Regions from separate parts of the Homo sapiens genome. Here region 1 is linked to region 2. A link is an interaction called in ENCODE POLR2A ChIA-PET data of the cell type or tissue named here. Cell type or tissue: OCI-LY7. All regions are shown on one strand. Links, peaks and the distances in the headings refer to the core of each region. The heading gives the core; the rest is flanking DNA. Region 1 overlaps FOXP1 (forkhead box P1). Region 2 overlaps FOXP1 (forkhead box P1).

Region 1 (10,825 bases), core at 3,663-6,162, 130 kb before region 2:
GTCAATGCAAGTGTGTTTGCACTGGTGAGTCACAAGGTCTATGTGGAACCTTGTCCATATGTTAGAGGAACCAATGACACCCAAAAAAACCAACGACCGTAAACAAAGTTCCAATATTAATTCTTATTTTCTTCCCCTCCCCAGTATGCTATGGAAGTCAGCAAAAGATTTCTAAGAGTTACATCATACTTCAAAAGCAGAACCATACACAAGGGCCAGACCAGAAAGCAGGAGATGAAGGGACAAGTTAGCCAAAGATACAAAATGGCTCAAAACTATCAGGCACTTGCTTATGTATTTCCTTAGAATTACTCCCTACTTTATGTAATTACATTTATTTCTCTATAGCACAAGATGCCTCATTAACATTCACTGGGTTAAATTCTTCTCTACATTTAATTCAGCAGATTTAATTAAACACCTACTTTGTGATAATCATGTTAGGTTCTTAGATCAGTCTCCAAAACTGGGATGCATATGACCTACATCATATATTTAAGATTTGATATTACATATATGAGTCACAATATTAAGATTTCTGTATACACATATTAATATTAGAACTTGAAAATGTATATATACATTTCTCACCCTCTTAGCCACCAATTTTTATAACATAAGGAATATATATTAGAAACATGTATATAATTAATAAACATACTTAGTAGGGGTACACATTCAACACTTTTATACTGATGGGTAAAAAATCAAGTTTGGTGGTCACTGGCATTGACTGCAACTTTAAGTAAGTTCTCATCCTCGGAAAGAGTTCTACCCAATTCTCTAGTTGGGGAGACAGTGATAACTGAACAGATGGCTGGAACATAAAGTACTGTAACATTTGATCTGGGCCTTAACGTATCAGTAGGAGCTCAGGTGATGAAAGGAATAGAGTGAGAGCAGAGAACCGAAGCACACACACAAAAAATCTAGGAAGACAAAACCAGAGCCCTGATGAATGAAATTAAGGCCAAAATTGAAATTTTTTTTTTAAATTTTGCTCCATAAAATAGCTTATATTGGGCCACAGTCTTGAGAATTTTTCTCTCTGAAATGTTGAGTCTTGGCTCTGAAACCTGTATTTTCCTAAGTAATGGTAATCCAGATCACTTATCCGTCACTTTGAACTTCGGTAGAATGCCACACCATAAGGATACCAGGTGGGGACGTTGTAAGGCAGTGGTTCTCAGAGTACGGGTCTGGAACTTGTAAAAGATGCAAATGTGGGGGCCCCACCCCAATTTACTGAATCAGAAACACTAAGGGTGGGGCCCAGTAGCCTGTATTTTAGCCATTCCTCCAGGGGGATTCTGAGGCAAGCTAAAGATTGAGATGTACTTGTAGCAGAAACTTAAGTTTTCTCATGGTTTGGAGCAGCTACAGGTATCGACAACAGCTAACCAGGTTCTCTTACAGAAGTGCTCGCCAACCTTTTTGGCACCAGGGACTGGTTTCATGGAAGACAATTTTTCCAGGAACTGGGGGGCAGGGAATAGTTTCGGGATGATTCAAGCACATAATATTTATCATGCATTTATTTCTATTATTATTACATTGTAACATATAATGAAATAATTTTACAACTCACCCTAACGTAGAATCAGTTGGGAGCCCCGAGCTTATTTTCCTACAAATATAGACAGTCCCATGTGGGGGTAATGGGAGACAGTGACAGATCATTGGGCATTAGATTCTCATAAGGAGCACACAACCTAGATTCCTTGCATGTGTGGTTCACAATAGGATTCACGCTCCTGTGAGAATCTAATGCCTCGCTGATCTGATAGGAGGCGAAGCTCAGGTGGTAATGTGAGCGATGGGGAGCGGCTGTAAATACAGATGGAACTTCACTCACTCACGTGCCTCACCTCCTGCCGTGTGCCCTAATTCCTAACAGACCATAGACCAGTACCAGTCTGTGAACTGGGGTTTGGGGACCCCTGTCTTACAGCACCTGTGGCCAAAGAGTGGCAAGTATAGAAGTACTCTTAATGGGTTCTTGACCTTTGACATCTCATTAGTTCACTTTCTTCTGAACATTTCATGTAGTCTCTGCAATGAAATTTAGGGCCTACTATATGCCAGGCTGGCTTGTGCTGGGTGATGGGGATGTGGCAATGGACAAGAGAGTTAAAACCTTTCCCTTACAGCATTCATTGTGTTAGAAAATCTCATGTGAGGCAGATGTAGGGGGAACATACACACACTATGATGTTCCACTAGTGCTCTTTTTTTTTTATTTTTTTGAGACAGAGTCTTGCTCTGTCACCCAGGCTGGAGTGCAGTGGTGTGATCTCGGCTCACTGCAACCTCTACCTCCCGGGTTCAAGTGATTCTTGTGCCTCAGTCTCCTGAGTAGCTGGGATTATAGGCATGCACCATCATGCTCAGCTAATTTTTATATTTTTTGTAGAGACAGGGTCTCACTATATTGCCCAGGCTGGTCTCAAACTCCTGGCCTCAAGTGATCCACCCGCCTCGGCCTCCCAAAGTGCTGGGATTGTAGGCATCAGCCACCACGCTGGGCCCATTTTTAACAAGTCATGCCCTCTGTTACGTTTTGCATATACTTCTATCACCATAGTTATTAATAATACATTGACTTTCAAGTGTCTGTTTCTATGTTTGTTTTTCTGATTAGCTGTGAGTTCCTGAAGGGGAAGAACTACATTGTGGTCATCTTTTAATTCCCAGAATCTACAGAGTTATTATATAATACATGCTCAATACGTGTGGTATGAATGAATAAATAGCTTTAATAATAATTAACAATAAGTTAATATTTATTGAGGACCTACTATGTGCTCAGCAACTAAAACATATATTAACTCATTTAATCCTCACAATTTGATCTAAGACGAGGTAAGGGCTGGTAGCATACCCGATTCAGGGGTGGGAAACTGAGGCACACCAAGCTCAAGTAACTTAAGTAGAGCAGCCTGCATTCTTCAGTCCAGTCTTTGAGGTTAAACTGGGTTAACTAGGTTAAACCCTTCTCTACCTTTAATTCAGCAGATTTTATTAAACACCTACTTTGTGATAATCATGTTGGGTTCTGATAGGAGGCTAAATACCACCAAACAACACAGTGGCCTGACATGAAACCAGTATGGTCCATAACGCAGCCAAATATCTTCTATGCCTGCCTCTGCTTCAGGGCCTTTGCTTCTGATGTGCCCTTAGATTGGAGGGGGTCTTCCCTTTCTTATTCACGTTTGTTCCAGGGCCACCTACAGGCTTTGCCAGACCAACTTACCCCAACAGTAACCTCAGCCCCACAAATAATACTTACTCCCTTTCCTACTTTTTCTGTTTCCAGAACTTAACCGTTCTTGTGTAAATGATTTGTTTGTTCTATTTCCCTTCTACTGCAGTGTCAGCTCCCTGAGGACAGGCTGTGGAGCTCACAGCTACATTCCCACACTAGGACCACACCTGGCCTGTGGTTTGAGCTTGGTAAGTTTGGTTGAATGGATATACCTTGGAAGTGTCCTGTGACTTCTGTCCCACTGAGGAACACATTTTTTCTTGCACTTTGGACAACTTCCCATTTATCCTTGTTGAGTTTCTTTTTATTTCTGTCTGTACAGTCCTCTAATTTATTCAAACGCCACTGGATTATTCCAGCTCTTGGTGTCAATTTTTTTCTAATTAAAGTAAACTGCCATTTTTCTCTCACACTGATCTTTAACACGAGACATCTTGTTCTTGTCATAAATCTGACTCATATGGAAAAATTTAAGTTGAATATAGGGGCTCATATGTACCACAATGTTTCTATCAATATTTCAGACATGAAAGTAGAGTCACAGACATAGATATCCGCCTGATTCTCAGGTCTATGGTCATGATTTCGGTGGAGTGTTCGCTTTTTGGATGTATGACCCAGAATTCCACTGATTACTAAAATGACTCCTTTGAAAGCAAATATCACATCATTTGCACAAACACTTCAGGTTTCCTCTTTCCTTCTGCCATAGTACATCTTCAAACACTCAACATTCACAGCCAAGATGTAAAATACACAATACACAAAAGCTCCTTCAAAGACATATCTCAAAGTACTGTAAAAAAAGCAATGGAGAGAAAGAGAGAGATCGGCTTGCCATTAGACTGATTTCCTTGAAGACTATAAAAGGAATGAAATTTGAAGGTCATAAAAGTCTGTCTATTTGTTTAGGGAAGTCTTACAGGTAGTATAAATATCATCAGCTACAGTTGCTATGGGGTCTGTTTGTTTACCAAACAAGAACACAAATAGTTACACAAAAGCAGAACAAGCCTTGGGTATATAAATGGAGAAGGCTTTTTGCCTCCTGGTGAATTTTCCAAAGTGTCTTTTTAAAAAGTCCCTATTTTTCACCCTGTGCACTGGGAAATCTCTGTTTTCTTGATTCTTTGCACTTCTCACACCTCCAGCCAATGTTTTACTCTCAGATTTCTGAGGCGGATAATGATTTTCTTTTTTCTTTCTCTTCTTTCATTTTAAGACTTAGAAACCACAAATATTAGACCAACAATCCAAACTGGACAACCAAAATAGTTTTCACAATGGAAAATGCTAAACAAACAAACAAACAAACAAAAAACAAAAAAAGAGGTGGGGAAGAGAGAGCAAGAACAACAAAACCCACTAATTTCTAGAAGAATCCTAGTACAAGTATGGAGTCCTTATGTTAACACACAACCACCCAGCCAGAAAGGTCCATGTGGATGTGTGTTTTTAACTGACTTTCTATGAACCAAGTGTGTTTCATGCACTAGAATTGTACCTGCTGAGTTAACCACGTGCTTCAAAAAATAAAGGGGGAGGAAAGGAAGCCAGCAAGGCTATTTTCGCATCTCTTCTTGGTTGAGAGAGTACATGTGAGTGTGTGTGCGTCATAACTCAGATCTACAATAAAACAAACTGCACAACAGAGGCTGCCTGAGTGGAGGCCTGCTCTTCACACTACATTGACCGCAGTACCCGCCCGGCGCAGCCCCGATGCCTTCCTGTGAATGGGACAGATTGCCATATGGATGAAGACACTGAACAAGCTGTAAAACTCTTGGCGACATGTGCCCGGGGGGATTGTCCCATATTAACACCACCTGGGCTGTGGCAATTGTGCTCTGTCTGTGCAGTGGCACTGAGGAGCCCAACAGGATGTTATTTTAGAGTACACACAAAAAGGAAAATTACAGTTAAGAGAATTCTCTGGCTAGCGTATCTGTTGCTCAATTCCCGAAATAGTTTCCCAAAGGAACGGTTATCTTCTTTATTCACACAGGCAGAAGTGACAAGCTGGAACACATATTAACAATTTCCCTTTGTGAGCTTCCACTATTGTTTTAATGAGGAGAATATAGTTTATAATATACTTAGGCCTTGACTGATTACAAAGGGGTATGGAATAAAGAACTTCAGGAATGCTGTACATATCTAACGCACTCATTTGCATTGCCCCAGTGAGCCAGTCGGCAGAGAGGTAGCTCCCTCGGAAAGACCTATGGAGCCAGGCCACGGGGTAACACTGGTGCGAACACAGCAATAAAACAGAATAACTGCACAAAAAAGCATCTTTGCAAATCTTGAAAAGGAACATGACATCCGCTTAAGTCTCCAGCATAGGTCCCCCCTTCATCTGGCTCCAGTATTGGCTTAAGAGCATAAGACTCCCAGCTGTCATTTATTATAAGAATAGGACTTTTCCAAGCCCCTTTTCCTCTCAAAGGGAAGGCCCTTGACTTCCCTTTGCACTTTTGGTTGGTTTCAATATCCATCAAAGAAAATCTTCTGTCTAATTTAAGTGGTGAAGGTGTGCAATTCAACAACAACTTTTTATAGGTAAAAGAGTAAAACCGAGTACCATGGACAATACCATCAGAGTTTCCAAAAGGCTGGTTCTCACTCTTCTCCTGCCACATGCTTTCCCTCACACCCCTGGTGTGGAATAAATGTTAAGGAAAGCTAAGACACAATTGGGAGGAGGGGACACAGGCCTTTCCACTCAAGCGCAAATACTTGCAAAATGCCTGGGTGCCAACAAAGGAATTTGGCAGAGAACCTGTATCAGCGGCAGCGGCGCATCAAAAAAGAATGTCTACCTTACAAGGTGAAAGAAATGGGGGGTCCAAAGATGGTTTTGGGTGGGAAATCTGGCACATTAGACACGGAATAGCCTGTGGCTGAGATTCATATTATACAACATCCTAATAAAAAAATTCAAATCAACCAAATTTAAGAGTAACTCAGAAAATGAACATCACTCTCCAGACCCATGATGTCATTTTATTGGAAAGCATTTATCATTTAAACACAATAAATAGAAAGAGATTTATAGAGTCTAAAGATGCTGTGTTATGGTAAAAGGCACTTTATTGAGGTAAGGCACAACAGCTGTTAGAGAATAATGGCTGAGGTTTTTTTGTTTAATCACCCCACAAAGTGAACAGTCAAAAAAAAAAAAAAAAAAAAAAAAACAACCCATAAACCCTTCCCTTATGGCATGCCAATATTTTAAAGATTTTCTCCCGGTGCCCTCCCTGCATGTGTGAATGACAGGCGGTGATACGGCACCATGCCACATGGCCCTGAGAGAATCCTTTCTCCCACTTCTAAGTCCCAAAAGTGATTGGTTTTAAGCAATCAGACACATCACAGTTCTTCAAAGCACGATGGCTGCCAAACAACAGGCAGCATGTTTAGGGTACAAAATGCTGATTCGCCCCCAGGGTGCTTCTGTCTGACCTCAGCAGGAACAGCTTTTGCCCTAAGTAGGTTACCTCCCCGACAGATAGACATGGGACAGGTGATGCTGCCAAGAGTCTGCTTTGGAGCAAAAATAAGTACCTGTATCTTAGGCCTCTGCAGTTAGCCACACCTGGTCCTCTTTCCGGTCCCCTACACCTGACAAGACATGCCCAGCACGCCCTCTATATTCTCCACTGTGCGTCACTGGTTTCTAACCTCCTGACTTCCCTGCCAGCAAAAAGATGAGGTGGGTGCAAAGGAAACTGGCAACGGGGATTTTCCTGGGGGCTTCTTCTAAATTACTGCTGAAAAGATAGGTCTGGCCCCAAGCTACAACCAGTGGAGGCTACCATCTGGACTTGATCCGGAGCTTAACCCACTCTGTAGTCCAATTCTCATCAAAAGTCTGGGCTGTAGTGAAGGTGGTCTGGGGAGCAGCCCACTGGGAGCCACCAGAATCTGGCAGTCACTGCAAGTCCCTGAGGGTCAGGGAAATCTCAGGTCTAGTCCCTGTATGGTCACTAACTAGCTATGTGACGTGTGCAAGCGATAACATCATTCTGGGCCCCAGCTGCACCCTCTGTACAAAGGGGAGAATACCCCATAAGGTTACTATGAGGATTAAATAGGAAAATCAAAAAATAAAAATAAAAAATAAAAAAAATTAAAAATAGGAAAATCAGTATAGTATCAAGCCCTATGTCAAGTCTGTTGAGCATTGTGTCTGGCACACAGTAAGAGTTACATAAATGTTAGCTGCATTCTCATCACCACCATCACATGTCAGGTCCTTTCATCCTTGACAAGAGCAAAACAGAACCTTAAATTTGTGTCTCTTGCCTGTGATCACAGAGCCAAGGAGTGGGTCTCAAGTCAAGGTCTCGTGGTAGCTCCTAAGGAAAGGAAGCAAATGGGGTCTGGTCCCTTCAGTCATATGATTTCTACTCTGTTGGCTCACGTAAGAATGGCAAGTCACTAGTTTTGAGGACTGAACCTGTCTGGTGGCTCCCCAGTGGGCTGCTCCCCAGACCACCTTAACTACAGCCCTGACTTTTGATGAGAACCTGTCTGGGATGTGAATCAAGTGTCTGGAGAAAAGTCCTGTTCTTTCCAAGTGTCAAAACCTCAGTGATAAACACACAGCTTCCATTGCTTCTCAAACTTGAACATGTATTCCAAACCCCTGAGGCTCTTGTTACAATGCAGATCCTGATGCAGGTCTGGGGCAGGGCCAGAGACTGAGTTTCTAACAAGCTTCCAGGTCACAGCAGAGCTGCTGGTCTGCAGCCTCTGAGTAGCAAGACTCCAGGGTATGTAGGGCAAATGCAAATTCCTGCACCCCATCTCAGACCAAGAAAGTCCAGGTTTCAGAAGAAAGGCCTAGGAAGCTGTGTGTTTAACAAATACCCTATGAAAATATCATCAGGGAATCTGAGAAACACCAGGCTAATGGTGAAGGTCAGGGGTCAGCAACTGTTTCTGTAAATGGTCAGATAGTAAATATTTCAGTTTTCGTAGCCTATATGGTTTCTGCTGCCACTACTCAAGCTTGCCATTGTAGTGTCAAAGTAGCCGTAGACAATACGTAAATGAATGTGACTGTGTCCCAATAAAACTTTATTTACAAAAGGAAGCAGTGGGCTGGATTTGGCAGGCTGACCATAATTTGCCGAGCTCTGTTATAGTGTTATAGATTGTTTAAATGCCTTGACTCATGTTGGCAGGAAGTAGCAGTTAACAATTTTGAAGACAATTTGGTGGAATTTGACCACAGGTTCTCCAAAATGCTCTAACGGGGAAGAAAGATTTAAAATAACTAGCTTGCTCAGTATTTCAAATCAAAATAAATACAAATTGTCCTCTGATTTTTGGGGAAAAAAAAAAACTGAAATGAGGAAAAACTCTTCAAAATAATGGGAGCTAGAGTTTACTGCTTAAATTTCAACAGGTCCTACATATCACAGAACATGCACCAGTTAAAGGCTTGTGTATCTGGAACAGTTCTGAAAACTAACTTCTAGAATTTTAGCAAGTAAACCAAGAGCACTGACATTTATTCACAAACACAGAATTTAGTTTAAAAAAGAAAAAAAAATGCAACACTAGACATGTACATGTTTCAAAGTTCCTTGCCTTTTGAAAATAACAAGGCCTGTAAACACAAATGTTATTGTTACATAGTCAAATACATGGCAACATGTCAAGAGGCCACAAATCAAAAACAGAGACTGTGTATCAAGTGAAACTGTCTATAAGTACACTAGCCAGGCGGAAACCTTCAGGGGTTATTTGAAGGCAACTGCCAACTGTGGAGTGGAGAAAATGCAAGCGACAGTAATACACAGGGCTCCGTCAATAAATGATGAGAACGAGGCAAGGACTATCGTGACTGAAGAGAGCATAGGTTAAACCTCATAGAGTAAAGCGCCCAGTGTGCGTCCCCTGTTTCTAATATGATACCTCAAAAAAGCAGAGACTGCCCAACCACCATCTGATCAGGGTTTAAGGAAACATCTTTGACCAAATGCTTAAGGACACCTTGGAACAAATACTTAGAACAGCTATGAATCCGAGAAATACTCGAGTTATAAAACATCTAATGATGGTGGCTGAACTGAAAGCAAAAAAGCTGGGATGAGAAAAAAGGGAATATTTCTGATTTGGACTATAGAGGACAGCTGAAATGAAATAAAAAGCATATGATGTGTTCATTGAGGAAACACAGGATTTATAAGGCAGGAAAAAAGTGGGGATACGTTATTTTGGATCTGCCTGTGTGTAAATCCCCCATGAGGTTCATTTATGTTCTTTATGTGCTGTTTCAGACCAAAATGATTTATAGCTTGTAAATCCCACCTATCCCGCTTCATGAAAGGCCTGGTAAATATGAATATACACCATAAAAGAGAAAACTCTGGTATTTTCTTTTAAACGCAGTGATTTGCACACAGTAGGTTAACTTAATACGTGTTTTGTCAAATTGAATTTCAATTAAATTTAAAGTATCTTTTAGGGACACTCATTTTATCGTAATTTAGTATTCACTTCTATGCTGAATGAAAACTTTAAGTACTATTTTGCAGACTAAAACACAGATCTGAATTTGGATCTTGGATATGCCACTAACCACCAGTTCTATGACCCTGGGTTAGTTATTTAATTTCTATTATTCGATTTCCTCATCTGTAAAATGGGTATAATCATCCTTACTGCTTCCTGAGTGGTCAGGTGGATAAAATGAGACATCACTCCATATGCAAAAGTCTAGCCAGTGCTTGGCACAGAGAAGGAACTGATTAAATGTGAGTTCTTGTCCCTTTCCCTAGTGCACCATAATGTAATGTGATATTTCAAATTTTAATTTAGGCAATTACTTAAGTAGTAATTGCTATTAGTATTTACATAGCTGCTTTGATCCAAGAAGCTCAAAGGGCTTTACTAAATTTAGCATTTTAATAGATGTTTCATTTGCATTCTGTTGATTCTGTTTACCCACACCAAAACCTGGAATTTTCTAAAGCAAGACAATTAGACAGGGAAACAAGACAGTATCTTCATATGTACCGGTATCCCAGGCCTGAGTTTTGTCTGTTTCCCTAAGAAGTCGAGACTCTCTGTCCCTATGGAATAAAATGACAGCAAGAGGCTTGAATGCACCTGCTTCCTCTTGCTGCTCCCCCTTAGCTGCGCCATTGAACTTGATCCCCACCACACTTTTCTCAGGCACTGACAACACAGGCATGTTTATTGCACCAATGAATTTATATACAATCAGCACAATAAACATTATTAAATTGTCGGAGAAAATCAAAGCACGAAGCATGGTGCCAGTACTGAATTCTAATGATGCTGAATGTCCATGATTACACAGGGACAGGATCTTAACAAGCCTTGATTTGAACGCTGGCATCCGCCTCACAAATCACATGGGCCGCTCCTCCCGTAATAGTGCTGAATATTGATAAATGTCTCTACCCTGCGCAACAGGGAAGTGGGTTTCTATTGGCAATCTTTACCAAAGTGTGTTTTTTCCCTTCTCTACACTCAAGGGTTTACCCTGAATGATTTAATTATAATTTTCCTTGTGTA
Region 2 (10,825 bases), core at 5,550-8,049:
CACAACAACCCTGAAACTCGATACTTATCTTACTCATCGAGACCTTTTTGATCTCTGTGAGTGAAAATTAATCCTTAACACCCTCCAACTTCCCAAAGCACAAATTTCTAACATCTTTTTACATTCTCTACAACAGCCATTACTTATTATTATTACTAGAATTTCCCCTTTGTTAAAAAAAAGCACTCTAATTTAAATTAATGAGTTAAGTTTACACTCAAATGCAGAACTGTCACATGCTTATTTTCCAGTTATGAATCTTTACCGCAAGCAGATTAGAAGTATCGCTTGTAATAGAGTTTTCCTCTAGTTCAACGTTAAGTATGTGGCATGGCGGTGTTTTGTTGTCTACCCCGTTACGGTCTCTTTTTTCCTCTTTTCGTATTCCCCAGGATACTGGCCCTGTGAAGCCAGTTGCCATGTCCCCATCTTTCAACTTCCTAGATTGTAAGATATTTGGAATACTGGAAAGACAAAGGGAAGGCATATGGGGGTCAAGAGTAGGCTCCAAGTCTGAAAATTATCGCCAATATTCCAGCTGCTTACCTTACTGGTTTAAGAGCACTGGCTTTAGCACCTACCACACCTGTGCAAATTCCTTCTTAGCCCCTTGTTACCATGTAACAAAGAGCCAGTTATTTAACTCATCTGAGTCTCAGCCTTCTCAACTGTGAAATGGGAATACTGCTACCTGGGAGCACAGACTTATTTGAGAGATTAATATAGCCAAGTTCTTGCAAGGTACACGTCATGAGTGGACATTCATGCTGTATTTTATTGATCTTCTTTTGCGAAGACCCGGACTCTCACCCATATAAGTTAAATTGGCAGCTTTCACTACGCGCGTCAGGATTTATATAATAGGAACACTGCCTAGTTCAATGTGGGAACAAAGTTGTATTGGGGGAGCACTTATGATTGTGGGGAAACAGGACAAAGAGATTCTGAATGCTGCTCATCTGCCTGCCTGCCCAAAGACCACTAAATGTGTCCCTTCCTTCTTTTTTATTAAGGAGTTTGTAAAAGTAACCACTTGGGAAGAAACACGAAGGAACATTTCAAGGGCAAGGGATATAGCCACCTCTGCACTAGATAGAAAGACACAGGTGTGAAGTCCAGTAGTTTGGCAAAATGAACTCCCTTTAGTCGAGAGGATGCATGTCTAAAACATTTTTTTTTTTTTTTTTGCACAAAGTTAATGAAATAATTATTTTTTGGTCATACCTTGCACGGAAAATCTGCCAATAGCATTTGACATTTAGACCCACTAGGCATCTTAAGTAGCCTGCTACTCACAAGACCTACCTTTTCCCACTGCCCTATTTTACAAACACTCTTAGCTCTGTCTCCTGCTCTCCTCTCCTCCAGGAAGCTGGAGAACAATCCACGAACAGTAGTGACTAAGATGGCCCCTAATGACCATATGCTTGTATTATGGCCTTCCCTTGAGTATGGGCAGGATCCATGAATGGGATGGAATACATTCCTTTGATTAAGTTATGCTGTGTGGCAAAAGAGATTTTGCAGGTATAAAGTCCCTAATCAGTTGACTCTGAGTTAATCAAAAGAGAGCTTTTCCTCTGTGGGCCTGGCCTAATTAGGTGAGCCCCTTCAAAGAGGGTCGGAGGCTGTTCCTGAAGACAGAGATTCTTTGGTTGGGTTTTGAAGAAGCAAAGGGCTGTGTTGTGGAGAGGGCCACACATAGGAAACAGTGGGTGGTCTCCATGAGCTTGCAGCCTCAGTGCTCTCCCTGCATGAATTGAATTCCACCAACAGTTAGTGAGTTTGGAAGGGGATCCCAAGCCTCAGGTGGGACCATAATCAGGCTGACCCCCTGAGTACAGATTTGTGAGACTCTGAGCAGAGAACTCAGGAAAACCAGGCCTGGCCTCCACAGAAACTGTGGAATGACAGATATGTGTTGTTTGAAGCTATTAAGTTTGTGGTAATTTATTACGCAGCAATGGAAAATGAATTCACACACCTGTGAAACCTTGCATAGTATATGAATGGGTTCCCCCAGAGGTGGGCTGAGCCCCACCTGAAACCGCTTTGTGGAGGAGGCCCCCAGCGTGTGGGGGACAGCTGTGGCTCTGACCCCCACACAGACCTGCTCCTGTGCCCTAGGTCTGTGACTTACTAGTTCTATGACCTTGAGGAAGTAACCTGACTCTCTGAGGCTCTGTTTCCTTATCTGAAAAATGGGTATAACACCAGTGCTTACCCCACAGAGCTGTGGCAGAGATTAAAAGAGACAACACTCAGAAGGCAGTGAACCCAGGGCCTGGCACACAACTCACAGTGATAGAAGTTAGCTTTGGTATTATTGAAATACACATTCCTGTTCACTGGCCTCAGTTTACCTATTTCCAACAACAAAAAGGGTGGAGTGGAAAGGTTCTGAGCTGCCTTCCCATTCTGACGCACTTACAGAGTCTTTGCTTAATAACTCGGCAAGTCCTTGACAAACTTTCCATCCCTTCCCCACCCATGTGTACGGCAGGCACTCCCAAGTCACCAGCTTCCAGAGCCCCACGCTGGTCCATCTAAAGCCAGAATGCTGAACTTTGTGACTGAGTGCTTGCAACTGTTGTCACTATTCAGATAAGCACATCCTGCTTTCTGTTTACCGACCAGTTAAAGGCACAGAGGGGTACCCGGCAATTGTGCGGCACTTGGTGAAGGCGCCTCCCACACACCTGTGTCTCCCAACCCACCCAGCTCCTGCAGCCCTCTCAGGAGCAGAGCTCAGGCTAGTGAATATACCAGCAGGAATACCCCAGTGAGATGGGGAGAAGTGGCTAAAAGTTACTAGAATGCTGTCGCTGCCAAGTTTTATTTTAGCCCTCATCAATCCAAACCTTTATTCCTGAATTAAGTATTCTCCAGGGACGTTTCCAGGTTTGCAGCTATTTCCTCCTAATGATTCTAGCCCAGCACCAAGCACATTTCAACTTTCTAAATGACTGGAAGGCTTTGAACGTTGACCACAGGCTGCCCCCACTGCCCCCCGCAATCATCTTGACCCCACCTAAGAATTAGTACCATGCTTGAGAAAAAAAAAAAAAAAAGCTATTAATACATCAATGCCTTCTAATCCTCTTGGTTAAACATGAAATGACAACTGAAGATACACATCATGGAATGGCCCTGTTGTATCTGCTGGGGTGTATGTAGGTGTGTCACATTAACCTAAAGAGGTGGATTCCAGCTTAACAAAATAAATCCACTCAAAGCTCCACTCTGATCAAAGGGAATTATTCTAAGAGACAATCATACCTGATGAGATAGCACCTCCACATCACAAGTCAGACAACCTAATGGAATAAATGACAGTAAATTGTAAATACTGTATACTTTCCTTTCTAAAGGTGTGTTTTCAGAGGTACGGCAATAAACATTAATGAATAACATTTATTGGGCCCCTACTATACACATATGACACGTAGCATACTAGGTCCATAGTGATTATGTACAATTGACACAAGGCCCTCAAACACAAAGCAAACATTTATTGTGGTCTAGATATTGTGTAATCTATTTGTTCTCATATAACTCTATGGAATTTTGTTTTTCCCCTTTGCATTCTTCTTCTTCTTCTTCTTCTTTTTTTTTGCAATTGACTAATAATAATTGAATGTATTTATGAAATATAATGTGATATTTTGAGAAAAATTAAATTAAGCTAGTTAATATATCCATCACCTCACCTACTTATCATTTTTTTGTGTGTGTGGGTGTGGTGAGAACATTTGAAATCTCCTCTTTCAGCAATTTTGAAATATATAATACATTATTATTAACTGCGGTCACCATGCTGCACAACAATTTACTAAAACTTCTTCCACCTCTATCCTGGAATTTCTTAAGACTGATTCAGACTGTAATGTGCCTGGGAATCAACGTATTCCTTAAGGAAAACTCTAAAACCATGACATATTTAAGCCTACTGTATGAATTAGAAAAAGCATTCTAAGAGGAAGTATCTCACATATACACTGTCAAATCACAAGAATAGATGTCCATGAAAGCCAGGATTCCTGTTAGTATTCATTCACTGTTGGTTCTTTGGTTCCGTCTTCTCCTCACTGGTGGACAATATTGGGCGGAGGCAAAGAACACGGCTCTAGAGCTGGACTGCCCGGGCTCAATGCTTCGCTGTGTGACCTTGGGCAAGTCACCTAACCTTGCGGTGCCTCAGTCACTGCAGCTATTAAATAGAGATAAAACTAGGTTTTTCCTTTTGGGATTGTTGTGAGGATAAAGTAAGACAGTTCCTGAAAAGCACACTGCCTGGTTCCCCATGGCTCTCAGGGAACATTAGCTGTCCCAATTCCATTACTAGCAGCTGGAAGACAACATAACAGGAGCCAAAGGGTGGGTTGTTTGTTTTTTTAACATTTGCAATAAGATTTCAAAATAGAAAATTTGAATTTGTCAATCTGGGGAAAATACAATCATTTAATTATAGTAATAAAATGTCTCATAATATTACTGAAAAAATCACTGCATTGTCTCTTGCCTAACCACAGTGAGGTCAGAGGGATATTATTTCTTTTACACAGTGGAGGAACTTAAGATTCAGAGAATTTAAGATGCTGAGAGGCAAGCCACAAACAAACAATTGAGATTGAAACTCAGGTTTGTCTCAGTCCAAGGTTTGTCTCAGATATGCCATGTCTATATCATGACATGTATTTTTAAAGGTAACCAGGGAACCAAAGGGAAGGCCTAGAAAATACATATAAACCAAGCAGTGCTCGGGTGCCCTCTGAAACACAATCTTACATTTATGCCTTTAGTATAGTGCTGTCCAAGAGCAATATAATGTAAGCAACATACAGAATTTTAAATTTTTAGTAGCTGCACTTAAAAATGGTAAAAGATAACAAGTAAAATTAATGTATGTATAATCAACATAAAATTGTCAATGGGCTATTTTGCTCTTTCAAAATACTAAGTTTACTAAGTCTTTAAAATCCAGTTTGTATTTTCCACATCTCCATTTAGATTACCCATATTTCAAGTGCTCAAGAGCCCCATGGGACCAGTAGCCACCATACTGGGTAGTACAGTGGTCACAGCTCTTTGCAATGACCACTCATGCTAAACAGCACTGAAAGAAATCATTAGTGTCATTTGAAAGCAACATCTAAGTTTTCACCTGGCAGACCCAGGATTTAGATACAACCCAAGCCATTTGTGTTTCTTCCCCTCAGCTACAATCTAACATCACATTCTTAGTTACAAAGACTTGATACGCTCACTTCTAGTGCAGAACATTCAGCCCTCATTCAGGATACTGTATCCTGCTCAACTCCATGCATACATTCCTTCTTGAAATCAGTGAAAACTCCACATGTGAAACAGAACTGAAACAGACAAGACAGCCCCGCAGTGCAGGTAAACATGAAGCCAATGGGTGGTTTTTCTCCCCTTGTGCTTTGGACAATCAAGGAAAACAAGCCCTTATTTGCTAAATAAAAATGGCTTGGCCATGAACTTCTTTGGTAAGGGAGGTAGGGCTCAGTTGGGGTTCTCACTGATTGCCTGTCTGACAGCAATCTCTCCTGCAGGGAGGACACAGCCCAGAGATGAACACTTAATTGAGAGAGAAATCAGGAGGACTGCTGAACGACTGAGTGATCTTTCAGAGCAAAGCATCACAAGGAAAAGGGAACCAGCTCCAGGGGGAGGGGGGGTGAAAGTTTTCAAGAGAAGGTGAGTAACCTGGGGATCCCATGATGCATGGCTCTGGGAATGAAGGATGGGTCCTCTTCCTCATTCCTGCTCTCTTACCTTCTTCCCTGTATCACTTTCTTTCATCATGCACTCAGCACCTACTCAGCATCTAGCACTGAACACAGAGAGGTAAATACAACATTGCCAGCCTCAAAGGCCTTAATTCAGCCATTAACTACAACCCAGCAGCATTTGTGCTTCAATGGAGGGGTGCACCAAACAGGAGGAGAGGGGAAAGCCTTTCCAAAAATGAAAGAATTTAAATGAGCCTGGGAGGGGGGGAAAAGAGTGAGCAAAGAGAAAGGTATTTTGCAGAATGAGGCTAGCATTTGCAAAGGCACAGAGGTGTCAGAAGCCTGGAGAGTTCAGGGTCCTGCCAGAATTTGGGCTTGGAATGGTGCAGGGGAAAACAGAGGATAAGCTCTTTTCTAATGGGCAGAGGCCATAGCATGAGTGGTAATTCAACATCATCCAAAGGAACTTGATTTTAGTGCCCAAAGGCTAGTTGGACATCTAGAATTTTTGAAATGGGCAAAAAAGAAGACAAAATCTCTATGATTCTGACATGCTTCCATACACAGCAAGGAGTCCAGGAGATAAAAGGAAGGAAGGTGGGCCTCCTAGGCTGCTCAGGTCCAGCACACCTGGGCAACCATTGGTCCTGCCTGCCACACTGGGCCAGGCTGGCTAATCAGGACTGAAAAGCTGGTGAACAGTGCATGTCCTGACCACGAGGTGACTAAAGAAAAGCCAGTTTCAAGGCCTAGTAAAAAGAAAGACTGCCTGGTTCAGAGGGTACAGGAAAAGCACAAGAGAGTGGAGGAGCATACACTTCCAATGCAGAGAAGCAAAGCAGATGATGCCACCTCAGGTTAATTAAATCAAGTGGCTTCAGGTCTGGATCTAACCTTGGCGGCAAACCACCAGGAGAATGTTGATAGGACAACCAAACAGGTATAGATTTTCAAACATGTTTTTGGAGTGTTGGAACACAGAACGAAAAGAGACTGCTGAGAAGGTTCAGGAGAGGGAGGGGATGGAGGAGAGAATAACACAGAAAGGACTTCTCAATCTTGAATGCCTCCAAATTTGGAATGCCTTTTTAAAAATAGTCTTTTGGATCCAAGAACAAAATCACACCAAAATATTAAAAAGATAAGGCAGTGTGAAAAAGTTTACTCCTGAAATGACTCTTAAATACAAATTGGAATGTTACCGACATACCTGCCCCACAAAAAGGTGAAAATTAAAGTCAAATCATTAAATCTGAATATGGTTGTAAAGGTGAAGAGTTGTAGAGATTTATATAACTTTTAGAACACATCCTTTAACCTATTGATTAAATAGGAGAGGAAAGGAATGCCAGTAATATCCAGTGTACTGCCAAATGTCACACTGTGAACCCACAGCATTAAGTATGTAAATCTTCTGATACCAGGTTGTTCCTTCACTTCTTTTCTGGCCTTTCATGAAGAAATCTTTGCTAGTTAGAGGCTAGTGATACAAAGTTGGGCTAAGAAGCTAGTCAAGGTGCCTGTCCTCATGAAGCTTCTATTCTAAAGTGTGGAGGGAGGCCAGGAGTAGTGGCTCATGCCTATAATCCCAGCACTCTGGGAGGCTGAGGCAAGCAGGTCACCTCAGGTCAGGAGTTTGAGACCAGCCAGGCCAACATGGTGAAACCTCATCTCTATCAGAAGATACAAAAATTAGCCTGGTGTGGTGGTGTGTGCCTGTAGTCCCAGCTACTGGGGAGGCTGAGGCGGGAGGATCGCTTGAGCTTGGAGGGCAGAGGTTACAGTGAGCCAAGATTGCACCACTGCACTCCAGCCTGGGTGGGAGGGTAAGACGAAAGAAGGAAGGAAGGAAGGAAGGAAGGGAGGGAGGGAGGGAGGGAGGGAGGGAGGGAGGCAGGGAAGGAGGGAGGGAGGCAGGGAAGGAAGGAAGGAGGGAAGGAGGGAGGGAAAGAAAGAAAGGGAAAGAAAGAAAAAAGAAAGACAGAAGAGAGACAGAAAGAGTGAGTGAGTGCCTGAAGGGGAGAAGTCAGGTAGTAGATCAATAAATAAAAGTGGTAACTGCAGAGCCTGAGCTTGTTAGAAGACACAAGTAGATGATATAATAAATAGTGCCCAGGGAATGTTACCCACTTACCTGCAGAAAGGGAAAGACAAGTTGCAGACAAAGTTAGGAGGCCCCTGAGCTGTCCCTCTGAGGCACTCATCCTAAGGTATGGATGACAAAGACACTGCCATTTAGGCAGGGGTGAGCAGGGATCATGAAACCAATGAGAGCTCAGTAATCAAAGCATGTTCCCTTTTCACTGTCTGCTGAATGCTCTGCTCTAAAACTTTTCATATATGGTACAGGCAACAGAGAAAGTCTTCATGTAAATAACATAACAGAAGTAAACTAAAAGGACTCCAAATTAACATACAGATAAACACAGACTGAAAGGTAAAGTCATTTGACCTCTGGAATTCTCTTTCAGCCCACAGACCAAAAAAAAAAAAAAAAAAAGGTAAATGGTGATCACAAATCCTGATATGTTACGTTGTCAAAGGTTGGCTTGAATGTGGAAATAAACAGTTGAAAAGGGCCAAGCAAGGTGGCTCATGCCTGTAATCCCAGCACTTTGGGGGGCCAAGGTGGGTCATCACTTGAGCCCAGGAGTTCGAGACCAGCCTGGACAACATAGGGAGACCCCTACCTCTACAAACAATACAAAAATGATCTGGGCAAGATGGCGCATGCCTTTGGTCCCAAATACTCTGGAGGCTGAGGTAGGAGAATCCCTGGAGCCCAGGAGGTCGAGGTGCAGTAAGCCATGATTGCAACACTGCACTTCAGCTTAGGTGACAGGGCGGAACCCTATCTCAAAAAAAAAAAAAAAAAAAAAAAGTTGAAAAGTACTTCAAAATTAAAAGAAAAACAACGCATGAAAATCAGCAGAAACTGAGAGTAATGTATAAAGGACCTGCTTCCTGATTTCACGTTTTTAGAAAACTGTAAAAGATTGGAGAGAATCCAGAGAAGGGCAAGTAAAATGATTAAGAGGATGGAAAATGGAGCCTCCGAGGAAAGGTTAAAAGGGTTATGATGGTTTAGCCTGAAAAAGAGAAGGCTAAGGGGTGACTTAATAACTGCCTTCAAGTATATGACAGGTTATTACAAAGGAGATGCCAACAAGTTATTTTCTATAACAAGAGAGGACAGAGGAAATTGCCTTAAATTGCAGCAGAAGAAAGAGAGCTAGCAAGTGAATTGAGTAAGATTCAAGAGTAAGTTCCTTGACCGGACCCAGCTTCATCAAGGGAGGCTGGCGAATTTCTCTTCCTGGAGAGCTTTTTACACAAATAACCCATTCTCTTTGATTATAAATAGCCCTTACTGGGTACAGTGAGGTGGAGTTGAGACCAACTGACCTTCAGCAGTCCTTTCTATGATATTTCAACTTTTGGTTCATAAATGCAGGAAGGCTTTACTAATATTCCATTTCCTACCTTACAAGAGGTTTAAAAAAAATCAAGATCTAGGAAGATCCACACACAATGGGTTTATCAATGATAATACTTTATAACACAATAAAATGGATGCAACTTTTCCACTGATTTTTTATGACAATAAACATAAGCAAAAGAAGAACTAATTAACACAGTTACGCTCATAAGAAAAATTAGCCCAAATGTAAGACAGCCACAGGTCCTGATTCTGCTGAATTACAGATTAAGTGTAGAACTGTCATGCACATGTGCTAAATTCAAGCTGAACACAAGGATTCTGTTCACTTCCTTCAAGAAGAGGCATTTACTGCAGAAGGCTCAAGAACCAATAAAAAAGGTAATTTCGCAGTATCTCCACTGTGTCCCAATCAACCAAAGGGCCGAAGGCAGCTCCATCCTCACCACGCTGTTCTTGCCACCCGGCTGGTTTTCAATTGACACTGCCGTGTATGTATTTCTTTTTTTTTTCCCCAACTTGGGCCTATTGGGGTTTTGTAAAACACTGCAACTCCACACTAGCCTGTTGGTCTCTGTTTGGGCTGTGGTCAAAGGTAAAGGATGATTTACACTCCTAGAGATAACTGGTCTCAGCATTGGCTCTAGGTGGAGGTGAGGATTCTAAATGCAAGAGAAAATTTAAGGTAAGAGGGAGCTGGTCAGGTACTGGGAAAACTTTGGCCACTGGGTTGTTTATCTGTGGTCCTGAAAAGTGATCCTGAAGAGCAAATGCTGATAATCTTGTGAAAATCAAGTGATAAACCACTGTTGGCGTTAAGTGAAAACAGATATTTCCACTTGAGTTCCAGAGAATTCTAAAACCCTACTACCCCAAATGGTAGCAACTAGCCACATGTGGCTATTTAAATTAATTAATTACAATTAAATAAGAATAAAGAAGTCAGTTCCTCAGTTGCACTCACATTTCAGGTGCTCCATAGCTACATTGGCTAGTGGTTACCTCATGGGACTGCACAGATAAATCAACAATTCCATGACCAATGCACAGCATTTTATTGGGCATCTGTTCTAGAATACTGAAGGCTGAGACTTGAAAAATCAGCCAGATAATTAATACAAATGTAGAAACGAAGGCCTCCACAGAGAATGTTACTTGCTCAAATAGTTAATGATCATCTTTCCCCCAACCTCATACCAATGTAGATTGAACTACAGAAGCCTGAGAGAGGTCAGAAGTCACTGAGTCATGGGGGCCTTAGGAAAGACCAAAGACGGGAGTGACTGAACTTAAGGAATTTCCCAGGTACAAAGCATAGAGTATAAACATATTCTAGGAGTAAGATATAGCATAAGCAAAGAGAAGCACTAATCATTTTTGTGGGTTTCTGAGTCACACGTGCCTGACATTTTAGAAGGTCTAAGAAAATGTAGAATAAGAATGGGAGGATAAATTGAGGCTTGCTTTCCAAGGTTCCCGCTTCAGTTCCCTATTCCTTTGTAACAAACTATCCTAAAACGCAGAAGGCTTAAAATAACAATTTGTTTTTTCTCAAAATTCTGGGGATTGGCTGGGCTCAGCTAGGCGATTCTTTGGTTGGGGTAATTTATGCAGCTGCATTCAGCTGGTA

What was found. Peaks named below come from ENCODE experiments on the same cell type or tissue, not always from the same donor. Only the 100,000 strongest peaks of a DNase experiment are listed, where the experiment ranks them.
Region 1: POLR2A ChIA-PET joins it to region 2 with 6 read pairs; 2 of 35 experiments call an interaction of 5 or more read pairs at or near these places.

The regions. Positions count from the first base shown.
Region 1 is chr3:71,027,163-71,037,987 of GRCh38, forward strand. The region is part of intron 11 of FOXP1 (forkhead box P1); the gene reads right to left. Among named protein-coding and RNA genes, the nearest start is that of FOXP1-AS1, 260 kb to the right of the region's middle. In OCI-LY7, for the core only: no CTCF peak of the experiment used is centred there; a DNase peak (open chromatin) is centred at 4,869; H3K4me3 peaks cover 853 bases; H3K27ac peaks cover 1,141 bases.
Region 2 is chr3:71,150,491-71,161,315 of GRCh38, forward strand. The region is part of intron 6 of FOXP1 (forkhead box P1); the gene reads right to left. Among named protein-coding and RNA genes, the nearest start is that of FOXP1-AS1, 130 kb to the right of the region's middle. RefSeq lists an enhancer at 6,190-6,895. In OCI-LY7, for the core only: no CTCF peak of the experiment used is centred there; no DNase peak of the experiment used is centred there.